Regions from separate parts of the Homo sapiens genome. Here regions 2 and 3 are each linked to region 1. Evidence: read pairs that join two places in POLR2A ChIA-PET (ENCODE). Cell type or tissue: PC-9. All regions are shown on one strand. Region 1 overlaps FRMD5 (FERM domain containing 5). Region 2 overlaps GOLM2 (golgi membrane protein 2). Region 3 overlaps EIF3J (eukaryotic translation initiation factor 3 subunit J).

The links. ChIA-PET counts read pairs that join two places held together with the same protein. Peaks named below come from ENCODE experiments on the same cell type or tissue, not always from the same donor. Only the 100,000 strongest peaks of a DNase experiment are listed, where the experiment ranks them.
Region 2: POLR2A ChIA-PET joins it to region 1 with 6 read pairs; 1 of 35 experiments calls an interaction of 5 or more read pairs at or near these places.
Region 3: POLR2A ChIA-PET joins it to region 1 with 11 read pairs; 2 of 35 experiments call an interaction of 5 or more read pairs at or near these places.

Annotation. Positions count from the first base shown.
Region 1 is chr15:43,911,505-43,915,504 of GRCh38, reverse strand. All of the region lies in intron 4 of FRMD5 (FERM domain containing 5), which reads left to right. Among named protein-coding and RNA genes, the nearest start is that of WDR76, 87 kb to the right of the region's middle. In PC-9, no CTCF peak of the experiment used is centred here; a DNase peak (open chromatin) is centred at 1,984.
Region 2 is chr15:44,338,910-44,342,909 of GRCh38, reverse strand. All of the region lies in intron 6 of GOLM2 (golgi membrane protein 2), which reads right to left. Among named protein-coding and RNA genes, the nearest start is that of GOLM2, 52 kb to the right of the region's middle. In PC-9, no CTCF peak of the experiment used is centred here; a DNase peak (open chromatin) is centred at 2,319; H3K27ac peaks cover 421 bases.
Region 3 is chr15:44,539,520-44,543,519 of GRCh38, reverse strand. The region is part of intron 2 of EIF3J (eukaryotic translation initiation factor 3 subunit J); the gene reads right to left. Among named protein-coding and RNA genes, the nearest start is that of EIF3J, 4.4 kb to the right of the region's middle. In PC-9, no CTCF peak of the experiment used is centred here; a DNase peak (open chromatin) is centred at 1,789; H3K27ac peaks cover 392 bases.

The sequences.
Region 1 (4,000 bases):
TCCAAGGAAGCAAAATGTCTGACACACAACAGGTGCTCCAAAAAACGTTAACAGGATGAATCAAGACATACATGAACGAACGGAGTCACCAGGCCACTGTGCCTTCAGTGAACATCGCTTGAGCCTAGCTTAGGCTAAGATGGATTGGCAAACTTTTTCTGTAAAGGGCCAAATAGTAAGTATTTTTGGCTTGTCGGGCCATATGGTCTCTGTCGCAACTACTCAATTCTGTCATTGTAGTGTGAAAGCAGCCATAGACGATACATAAATGAATGAGCAAGGCTGTGTTCCAGTAAAATTTTATTCCATTGGAAACTATGGCAGTGGGCTGTAGTTTGCCAACCCCTGGGCTAAGAAATCAGAGAGCTGGCTTCAAATCCCAGGTTGTTCTTTAACTAGCTCTGTGACAAGGCAAGAACAGTATCTCTAAGCACTCAGTCTCTTCATCCATTAAACAAGGATTAAAATGGTAGTCACAGGCTGGGCGCAGTGGCTCACGCCTGTAATCCCAGCACTTTGGGAGGCTGAGGTGGGCGGATCACCTGAGATCAGGAGTTTGAGACCAGCCTGGCCAAAATGGTGAAACCCTGTCTCTACTAAAACTACAAAAAATTGGCCAGGCGTGGTGGCACGTGCCTGTAATCCCTGCTACTCAGGAAGCTGAGGCAGGAGAATCACTTGAACCCGGGAGGTGGAGGTTGTGGTGAGCCGAGATTGCACTACTGCATTCCAGCCTGGCAACAGAGCAAGACTCCATCTCAAAAAAAAAAAAAAAAAAAAAGGTAGTCACCTCATAGAGTTGCTGGGAGGACTGAATGAAACAGGGCACACAGCATGCACTCAGTAAATGTGAGTCTTTATTGTTATTTTGTTTTGTTATTATTTTGCCATCTCCCCCATTGGAATGTAAGCTCCATTAACAGGACTCCAGGTTGTTCCCTACTGCATTCCCAGCACCTGTGACAGTGCCTGGCACATATAGTAAGTGTCAGAACTGGATGGATGGATGATGGATGGATGATGGATAGATGGATAAGCTAGGCACAGGATGTTTAGGCTCTGTAGAAGAATATTAAAAGTAAATAAAACATAGTCTCTGACTTCAAGGAGCTTACAGTCTAATATTGGGGAGGAAGACGTACTAAACATAATTATAGTCAGGAAAAAGGAAATAGTAAATAGGGGAAGCCAGTGGCAAAGAATCTATTTGAAGGGAAGGTAAGGCCAAAGGATCTTCTGGAAAAAACTCTCCAGGAGCCTCCAGTGCTTTCCAGAGTTCACAGCCTTAAACTCTGGAAATGCCTGTGGACTCATTTCTACCCTCTGATATCAGAAAGCATTATGCCAAAGCCAATACCCTGGAGAGATGTTCGTGTTACACAAAAGCTCAGGTTTTCCCTGGCATCTTGCAGGCTCTTGCTAATTCTGTCCTGATTCACACTCCAATCAATTTAGGACAACACTAGCATTCAAACAAAAATGGAGGTGAGGTAAAGCCCCTCTGAGGCCAGAAAGAGATCAGCAGAGTTTAAAAAACAAAAAACCAGTTTCCTCAGAAGCAAGCGTGTTCTCCTAAATCCGGTCTAGAGCTCATTTCTCCTTTAGTCTCAGTGAGAATATCTCTCTGATAACAAAGGGTCCTCCTGACTTGGATTAGGACTAACCTGATAACTAAGTGAATTACCATGGGCCGAGTCAGAAGGCCTGGATTCTGATTGCTGTGTTACCTCAGATAAGTCACTCTCCATCTCTGGACTTCTATTTCCTTGGCTATGAAATGTTCTGAGGTTCAGAGATTCAGGAGGGCTGCACTAGGCAGCCCCAGCAGGCTGATCCCTTGCCTGGCAACACACAGTGGCCCTGGAGATAGTGCCTCAGGCAACAAGATAGTCTTCCTTAGGCCCTTGTGTGGCAGGGGAGAACATGCCAGGGTCTCTTGTGAATAGGTCTAAGGATGCTATGAGTCATGTGGAATATATTTCCACCAACAACATTGAGTCACTGGTTATCTTCTTAAATGAACCAAACACAAAGCTCGATGGAAGCCACTGTGGCAGAAAGGGAGGGGGAGCCCTGGTGCAGCTCATTCTCTCTCTTGAAGCTGTCAGTTGATTCTTTCATGAGCTCATCTCCTCTTGCCCTCAACTATGGTTTGTTTCTTTAGGATACTGGTGTATCCTTTTCCCTCTTCCCATCTAGTTTTATGACATTGCCTGAGAATGCCCTGTGGCCTTGCCTTTAACCTCCCTGCAGCTGTTTTATCACCAGAAATCAAAAGGAACCCTGCCCAGCAGTGGAAAGCCTTGTTTCTATTCCAGTTCACCTGAGGCCATTACCTGCCATCAATAATGATGCCTTGGAAAGACAGTGGTTCTCAGTGTGAGCAGGATCATGTTCCCTTGGGTGGGAGGAGAAGGGGAGCAAATCAGAAACTTTAAAGGGGCCTTTTCTTTTCTTTTTTTTTTTTTTTTGAGATGGAGTTTTGCTCTCGTCAGCCAGGCTGAAGTGCAGTGGCACGATCTTGGCGCACTGCCACCTCTGCCTCCTGGGTTCAAGCAATTCTCCTGCCTCAGCCTCTCCCAAGTAATTGGGATTACACGCCGACACCACCATGCCTGGCTAATTTTTTTTTTTTTTTTTTGTATTTTTAGTAGAGATGGGGTTTCACCATGTTGGCCATGGTGGTCTCGAACTCTTGACCTCAGGTGATCCACCCACCTCGACCTCCCAAAGTGCTGGGATTACAGGCGTGAGCCACCGCGCCCGGCCCAAAGGGGCCATTTCAAACCACAGGAGCACCCCCAACACATACAGATTCTGACGGGCTCCCCCTGGAAGATGTTCCCCTCTCTGCCACATTGAGAATCACTGCCCAGAGCCATGTTATCCCTTTGTAATATCTCCTTTAGTCCAATATGTACAGTCCCTGAATTTTGGACACAGACAAGCAGAGAAACATGGAAGACGTGATGCGTGAATCCAGGCCCAGGGAGTGATCAGTGAGTAAGGGGCAAAAGGTTTGCATCCACATCCTGCTGAAGCCTGTGGAAGGTGGGAGTTGGAACAGTGAGAGGCAGAGAAGTGCTCACTCACTCTCTCCCACACACCGTGTGGCATTTCGCTGTGGGAAGCAGAGTGAAGACGAGCTTGATTTGGTAGATCCATCTTAATTATTCACTCTACATGATGTCTTTTTTCCTTTCGTTTTTCTTGGCAAACATTTGGGCAGAGTAGGGTTGGTGGGAGTGAGGGGATGGGTTCTTATTAACTTCCAGGCTAAGACTCACCTTCCCTTTGGTCTGAGGAAGGCAGTCCATCCTGCTGTGGTTAGAAGATGGCTTTTGAATTTTCTTAGGACAGCTTCTTAAATTTTAATCTATACACAAATCACCTGGGGATCTTGTTAAAAGGTGTAGGTGGAAGTGTAGGATGGGCCTATATTCTTTATCTCCAATAAGCTCTCAAGTGATGCTGATACCCCTGATATGTGGGCTACACTTTGAGTAGCAAGCGCTGAGGAGAGAAGATGGCTTGGTTGCTCCCTCATTTCTGTTTGTTAATTGCTTGAATCTTCAAGCCCAAGCCTCTCAGAGTTACCTGCTAGGACCCCTTCCTACCACCTCCTAGAAGTTGCACTGTCAACAGCCCTCTTCCTGTTGAGCATTTTTACATGATCAAGTGGACAAGGAATCCTCTGTTTCATTCTTCAGCCCGAAAACAGAAACAATGGAAACCTCCAACTGTCCAGGGAGGGGTCAATTTCTTTTTGGTTCAGACTGTTCGAATTTAAAGGAATTTTACTACATTTTCATTACTCCCCTAGGGATGCTGGACCATAAAAGTTAAAATAACAAGCGTTTAATTGTCTCAGAGTGTCTATGGGTCAGGAATTCAAGAGCAGCTTAGCTGGGTGGTTCTGGCTCAGGGTCAATCACGAGGTTGCAGTCAGGAGGTTGGCTGGGGCTGCAGTGATCCACAGGCTTGACTGGAGGTGGGGACT
Region 2 (4,000 bases), 430 kb before region 1:
TTGTTAAAAGATAAGAGCCAAAGGTTTGAATCTAGGCAATTTGACTCCAGAGACCATTGTCTCACCATTAAAGATAGCCTGATAATTCAACCATACACATTTACTGGGACCCTGCTATATGCAAGGCAGCATGTAGGGAGCTCCAGATACAAAGATATGAAATGGCTTTCCTTCGTGTTTGCATCCGAATGATCACAGAGCTCAAAGTTTCCTTCTACCAGTTACCATTTCAAAATAATCTTTACACTCAAAATACTTCCTCAAATAATTAAGGATAATTGCTATGAAAAATGATTATCAAAGCAAAGCACCAATAGTTTAAAGAGCTTCAAATATTAATCCAGGCCAGGCATGGTGGCTCACACCTGTAGTTGCAGTGCTTTGGGAGGCTAAGGTGGGAGGACTGCTTGAGCCTAGGAGTTTGAGACCAGCCTGGATAACATAACGACACCCTGTCTCTACAAACAACAACAATAAAATTAGCTGGATGTGGTGGCACATGCCTGTAGTCCCAGCTACTCGGGAGCCGATGTGGGAGTACCACTTGAGCCCAGGAGGTCAAGGCTGCAGTGAGCCATGATCATGCCACTGCACTCCAGCCTAGGTGACAGAGCAAGACCCTGTCCCAAAAAATATAAATAAATAAAAATAAAAGTAAAAAAAAAAACAATCCAGAGGAAGGCCTTTAATATGCCATGACAATGTAGAAAATGTCTGCATATGGTGACATTTTTTACATTAACGATCAATTTACACAAAATGTTAATACACGTGGTGTTTTTCCCAGTTCCAAATTATAGTGCTGCAACCATGTAAGTTGCATATGGCAAGTTCACATTGTAAAAATCAGATATGAATTTGTTGGCATCTCATCAAAAGTAGCGCTATTCATTCTTATAAAATCTAATAAAATTGGCCAGGCGCGGTGGCTCACGCCTGTAATCCCAGCACTTTGGGAGGCTGAGGCAGGTGGATCACGAGGTCAGGAGTTCAGGATCAGCCTGACCAAGATAGTGAAACCCCGTCTCTACTAAAAATACAAAAAAAATTAGCCGGGCGTGGTGGTGGGCGCTGTAATCCCAGCTACTCAGGAGGCTGAGGCAGAGAACTGCTTAAACCCGGGAGGCCGAGGATGCAGTGAGCCAAGATCGCACGACTGCACTCCAGGCTGGACGACAGAGTGAAACTCGGTCTCAAAAAAAAAAAAAAAAAAAAAAATCTAATAAAATTGTTGTGTACTTTTTAAAAATTATTATTAAGAAAGCAGAAGCGGCAAGATAAGATTTCTATCCTGCTGGAGTGGTTCATATATGAAAGACATTTGAAAACCACTGTCTGATAGGACAATATACCTAATAATGGTCAAGACAAGATCTCTAAGATCTCTTGTATTCCCATTTCATTTTACCCTAAACACTGGAATTTCCTGGTGGCTGGGTAATAAATTATGACCAATGAGAAAATAAATGGAGACATTACACATTTAGAGTAATAATGATAAAATTTTAACTTGAAAAGTATGTGGAAATATGCCAGGCGTGGTGGCTCACGCCTGTAATCCCAGCACTTTGGGAGGCTGAGGCAGGCGGATCACAAGGTTGGGAGATCGAGACCATCCTGGCTAACATGGTGAAACCCCGTCTCTGCTAGAAATACAAAAAATTAGCTGGACGTGGTGGTGGGCATCTGTAGTCCCAGCTACTCGGGAGGCTGAGGCAGGAGAATGGCATGAACCTGGGAGGCAAAGCTTGCAGTGAGCCAAGATCGCATCACTGCACTCCAGCCTGGGCTACAGAGTGAGACTCTGTCTCAAAAAAAAAAAAAAAAAAAGAGAAAAGTATGTGGAAATAAATAATAGAGGTCAAAAATTATATATATTTAAACACAAATAATACATTTTTCAGGTATATTACATGAAAAATTAATGTATGCAGGTAGCCAACTGTTGCTCATATCTGAATAGAGTGCTTCTATGTATCAGAAACCAGCAGTATGTCCTTGACAAAACTTTGGGTATAGTTTTTAAAATACACAACCGCAATGTAAAATAGATTAATCAACCTAAAACTCAACTGTGCCTAGGACTAGAGTAAGTGCTACAAAAATTTGGAAGAATACAGAGTTCCTGCTCTGAACATTTCTTTAAATTAACATCTAAGTCAGTGGTTCTCAAATTTTAGCATAGATCAAAATCACTAGGAGAGCTTTTTAAAACAAATTGCTGGGCTCCATTCCAAAATTTCTGATTAAGTAGGTCTGGAATGAGACCTAAGAATTTGCATGTCTAACAGGTTCCTGGGTAATGCTGACACTGCTGATCCAAAGACCACACTTTAAAAATCACCGAATTACAGCTAGGCACCACAGCTCCCGCCTATAATCCCAGTGCTTTGAGAGGCTGAGGCGGGACTATCGCTTGAAGACTGGAGTTAAAGAGTAGCCTGGGCAACAGTGAGGCACCGTCTCTACAGAAATAAAAATATTAGCCAGGTGTGGTGGTGTGTGCCTGTAGTCCTAGAAGGCTGAGGTGGGAGGATGGCTTGAGCCTAGGAGTTTGAGGCCACCATCAACTATGATCACTGCACTCTAGCCTGGGCAACAGAATGAGACCCTGTCTCTGAAAAAAATATATGTAATTTTTGGCTCTCTCTCTCTATATTTTTTGGCTGGGTGCAGTGACCCATGTTTGTAATCCTAGCACTTTGGGAGGATCACGTAAGCCCAGGAGTTTGAGATCAGCCTGGGCAACATGGTGAGACCTTGTCTCTACAAAAAAATAAAGAAAATAGGCTGGGCATGGTAGCTGATGCTTGTAATCCCTGCATTTTGGGAGGCCAAGGCAGGCAGATTGCTTAAGGCTAGGAGTTCGAGACCAGCTTGGGCAACACGGTGAAAACTTATCTCTACAAAAAAACTATAAAAATTAGTCAGGTGTGGTGGCACATGCCTGTAGTTCCTGCTACTCAGGAGGCTGAGGTGGGAAGATCGCTTATGCCCGGGAGATCGAGGCTGCAGTGAGCTGTGATCATGCCACTGCACTCTGGCCTGGGTGACAGAGCGAGATCCCATATCACAAAAATAAAAAAATAAAGAAAATAAAAAATAAAATTAGCTGGGCATGATGGCACACACCTGTAGTCTCAGTTATTCAGGAAGCTGAGGTGGATGGATAGCTTGCGCCCAGGAGATCAAAACTGCAGTGAGCCATGACTGCACCACTGCACTCCAGCATGGGTGACAGAGTGAGACCCTGTCTCAAAATTTTAAAAAGAGGCCGGGCTTGGTGGCTCATGCTTGTAATCCCAGCACTTTGGGAAGCCAAGGTGGGAGAATCACTTGAGGTTAGGAGTTCGAGACCAGCTGGCCAACATGGTGAAACCTCGTCTCTACTGAAAATACAAAAATTAGCTGAGCTTGGTGGCACACACCTGTAATCCCAGCTACTCAGGAGGATGAGGCAGGAGAAATGCTTGAACCTGGGAAGCTGAGGTTGCAGTGAAACAAGATCACGCCACCGCACTCCAGCCTGGGCAACAGAGAGAGACTGTATCTCAAAATTAATTAATTAATTAATTTTAAAAAATCACTGGATTACTTCATTGTCTTACAAACAAAGCTTGCTAATTCTGATTCTTTATTTTCAAATTCATGTTATTGCTTTTGTCCTTACCTTTATTTTAGGGGAAATCACTATGAATTGGAAACCCATAAGAATTTGAGAAGACAATAAAACTATATAAATGAAAGGACAAATATTTCATTTATTTGATCTAAACATTCAGCAATTTCAGTCATGTACAACTAGCTATAATCACAGAAGTAATTACTGAGACTGAGAAGAAATAAAATCAGCCAAAAGCAGTAGAGGCATGCTGTTAATTTCTTATTTTTCTACCCTAATAAATTGGAGTCAGCAGGGAGGAGTACCATTAATAGCCAAGAAACATAGATATGGCAAGAAAAACAAAGAAGAGACATGAAGGAAAAAAATGAAGGGGAT
Region 3 (4,000 bases), 630 kb before region 1:
ATCGCTTGAACCCAGGAGGCGGAGGTTGCAGTAAGCCGAGACTGCGCCACTGCCCTCCAGCCTGGAGACAGCGAAACTCCATCTCAAAAAAAAAAAAAAAAAGTGGTTCCTATCAACATGTACCAAGAAGAGCCATGACATCTGCTCCTCAATTCATAAAAGGACCATCCAAACCTTGACTGTCACTCTCTCCCCAAAGTGCTTACAAGTCTGCCCTGAAGTTACTACCAAACTAGCACTAAGCCCCTAAAGAAAGGAGCATAGTAAGTGTCAGCAAAAAGAGACTGGTCACACTTCCAAACAGATGTAATTATAAAAGCAAAAGGCCAGGTAGCTTTCCCCAGGAAGTTAGAGTTTTTGTTTCCATAGTTATAAAATTAAGTGTCTGAAAAGTAGATTTAAGGTAGAATGTTCACCACGCTGCTTCAAAAAATATGCCCAATTTTTTGTAAACATTAGAAGTTTGTAAATTCCAGCAGCAAATTCAGATAAAATGTAAAAAGGCTTCCTAGAGAAACAGCTAAAATTAACACTTAAAATAGGGAGCAAGTCTACAACTCACTTCAAAGAGCCCTAAATGGTTATTTGGTTCAAGAGACTACCTATGAACATCCAATTAAATCCTTTACCCAATTATTTTTGGTAGCCAATTAATCTTTCAACTATAATATCCAATTTATCTTCAAAAGAATCACCCAGGCTGCTCTCCTAAAATGGCTAGCTTCTTAGAATAGGGCCTGTTTATAAACTACTTGCTTATCTATACTCTTGCCCTGCAGATACACACCCATCATTTAAGCTATTTCTATGAAAGAGATGGCTGCTTTTTAACTTTAAAACTTGCTTCCCTAATTGAACACAACTAAGTATCAGAAGCAAAGCAGAAAACTTTATATCTTGCTTTCTTTTTATTTCTAACAATGTGGCCAGTAGTTAGCTGGTTCTGTCTTCATAATATAAAACTACATTATGTCACATGCAATGAGAACACATTTAGGGCTGAAAATGCTTTCCAACTTAAGCAAGATGTATTTATAGATTGTCAAATAGAAGTAGCTTCAAACGAGCAATAAAACTCTTTTGCCCTATAGCAACAGCCTAGGAACTAACATATACTCCTTCTCCTTTTTTCTTTAAATAATTTGGTTTAGGTAAAACATAATCTCTTGCTGGGAAAGAAAAAAAAAGCCTTTAATTTGTGTTCTGTAAGCTGTGCAGTTCTGAGAGAACTCAGAACTGTGCAACGAGATCTTGGCAAGGGTAGACTTCCCAGCAAAGTTCAGTTTTTTAAAAGCCAAAATGTTCTTCCACCATCTCAGAACTATGCTGGGTGCCTAGAAGCCAAGGTGCCTGCCTTAGTAAATTCTACTTCATTTAATTCAATTCATTAAGCTTTTAACATACTACAATGGATCAGCACTCAGCTGAGTTCCATCTCAATGCCTACCTGTCTCATATTCAGGACAGTTATCAATCTACTTTAAATTTCTGGCTCAGCGATATCAAGACACTGAACACTAAACAAGTGGTTTATTTACAATGATCCATCATGACAAGAAAATATTTTTCAATAACAAACATGCTTCCTAATTCAAAACTTGCTAGTTTATAAAAGTGGCAGGGTATGAAATGATATGATTGAGATTTTCTTGAAAATAATCTGGTTGGAGGAGGAAAGTGGGGATACAGAGGAGACAAGACTGGTCACTGGTTTATTAAATGTTTCTCTCTACTGCATGTTTGGAATTTTTCTTAAGTTACACATACACACACTCTCTTCAAAATACCCATTTTCTGGCAAAATGCCCACCTTCTGGGTATTTCCTAGTAATTTCACATTCTGTAAAATACAGATCCTGTTCTTTAGAAGTTGTTTCCAACCCCTGAAAATTGTCCCTATCTGGTAGATTCAAACTATTTATTGGAATAGGATCCTAACAGAGAGTGAATGAGTAGGACGAGAGAGGCTCAACTAAATCTGTTCTTCAGGATCGCTCTCTCTTTAAATGTGTTGGGGTCTTGCTATGTTGCCCAGGCTGGCTTCAAACTCCTAGGCTCACGCAATCCTCTTGCCTCAGCCTCTTCAGGATCTTTTAAAAGAAATGCTATATGGTTACAGAGGCAAATGCGTGAGATGGCTGAACACAGCTATAAGTTTCTGCAAACTCTGTACCCTTTGAATAAATCTAGCTTCTAAACTGTTCTACTGAAATGCTAGGAGACTAGTAAAATGGAGCAAAAGTTATGTTGTCCTTGTGTCCAGTAGGTACTCACTGCCTTCTCAGTCAACACATCCTACATATCATACCAGCAATGAGGAAGGAGTCATATATGCCAAGTGAACAATTCTTCCCACTACCTCTGCACAACTATCAGGATAGTAAAAAAGGTAAATAAAGCCAGGGTGATGGGAAACTATGCTCCCGAGTTCTCATCTTTTTAACTGGGGAAAAGCATAGTCTTTTCTTGCCATATATATTAACGGTTGTACAGTTTCACCTAAGTCCACTTCTGCCACTGCCAGACAGCTATTTGAAAAGTCAAGGACAGCAAAATACTAAGTCTACTAAATGAGAGTAAAGTGCTGGAGCAAATTATAATAACAAAAACATCAGTTTTCCTTTCATTTCCCAGGACATTACAAATGACATTAAACCTGTATTTTTAAAGGTTAAGTACTAGATGCTGACATGAACAGAAGACCTCACGGAAACTAAGCCTTGTCTGCAACTCCTCATAAAAAGTACAAAAACATAAGAATTCAGAAATTTGGTGATATGGCTGAGTCTGCTGGCTCACGCCCATAATCCCAGCATTTTAGGAGGCTGAGGAGGATAGATCACTTGACTCCAAGAGTTCGAGACCAGCCTGGGCAACTTGGCGAAACTCTATCTCTACCAAAAACACAAAAATTAGCCAGTCTCACAAATCTGTCTCAAAATAAATAGGCCAGGTGCAGTGGCTCACACCTGTAATCTCAGCACTCTGGGAGGCCAAGGCGGGAAGATCGCTTTAACCTCAGGAGTTTGAGACCAGCCTGGGCAACTTGGCGAAACTCCACCTCTACCAAAAACACAAAAATTAGCCAGTCTCACAAATCCGTCTCAAAATAAATAGGTCAGGTGCAGTGGCTCACATCTGTAATCCCAGCACTCTGGGAGGCCGAGGCGGGAAGATCACTTTGACCTCAGGAGTTTGAGACCAGCCTAGGTAACATGGCGAAACCCTGTATCTACAAAAAAAAAAAAAAAATATATATATATATATATATATATATATATATAGCCAGGCGCGGTGGCTCACGTCTGTAATCCCAGCACTTTGGGAGGCCGAGGCGGGTGGATCACGAAGTCAGGAGTTCAAGACCGGCCTGGCCAAGATGGTGAAACCCCGTCTCTACTAAAAATACAAAAATTAGCTGGGTGTGGTGGTGGGCGCTTGTAATCCCAGCTACTCGGGAGGCTGAGGCAGAGAACTGCTTGAACCTGGGAGGCGGAGGTTGCAGTGAGCCAAGATCGTGCCACGGCACTCCAGCCTGGGTGACAGAGCAAGACTCTATCTCAAAAAAAAAAAAAAGAAAAAAATATGTAAATTAGCTGGGCACGGCGGTGCACACCTGTAATCCCAGCTACTAGAAAGGCTGAGGCTGGAGAATCACTTGAATCCGGGAGGCGGAGGTTGCAGAGATCGTGCCACTGCACTCCAGCCTGGGAAACGGGGTGAGACCTTCTCTCAAAAAATTAGATGAATAGATAGATTGCTTTAAGTTAAAAAAAAAAAAAAAAAAGAAAAAGAAATTTAGCACTAAAACAGCAACTGGGGCCGGGTGTGGTGGCTCACGCCTGTAATCCCAGCACTTTGGGAGGCCAAGGCGGGCAGATCACAAGGTCAGGAGATTGAGACCATCCTGGCTAACACGGTGAAACCCCGTCTCTACTAAAAATAGAAAAAATTAGCCGGGCGTGGTGGTGGGCACCTGTAGTCCTCGGGAGGCTGAGGC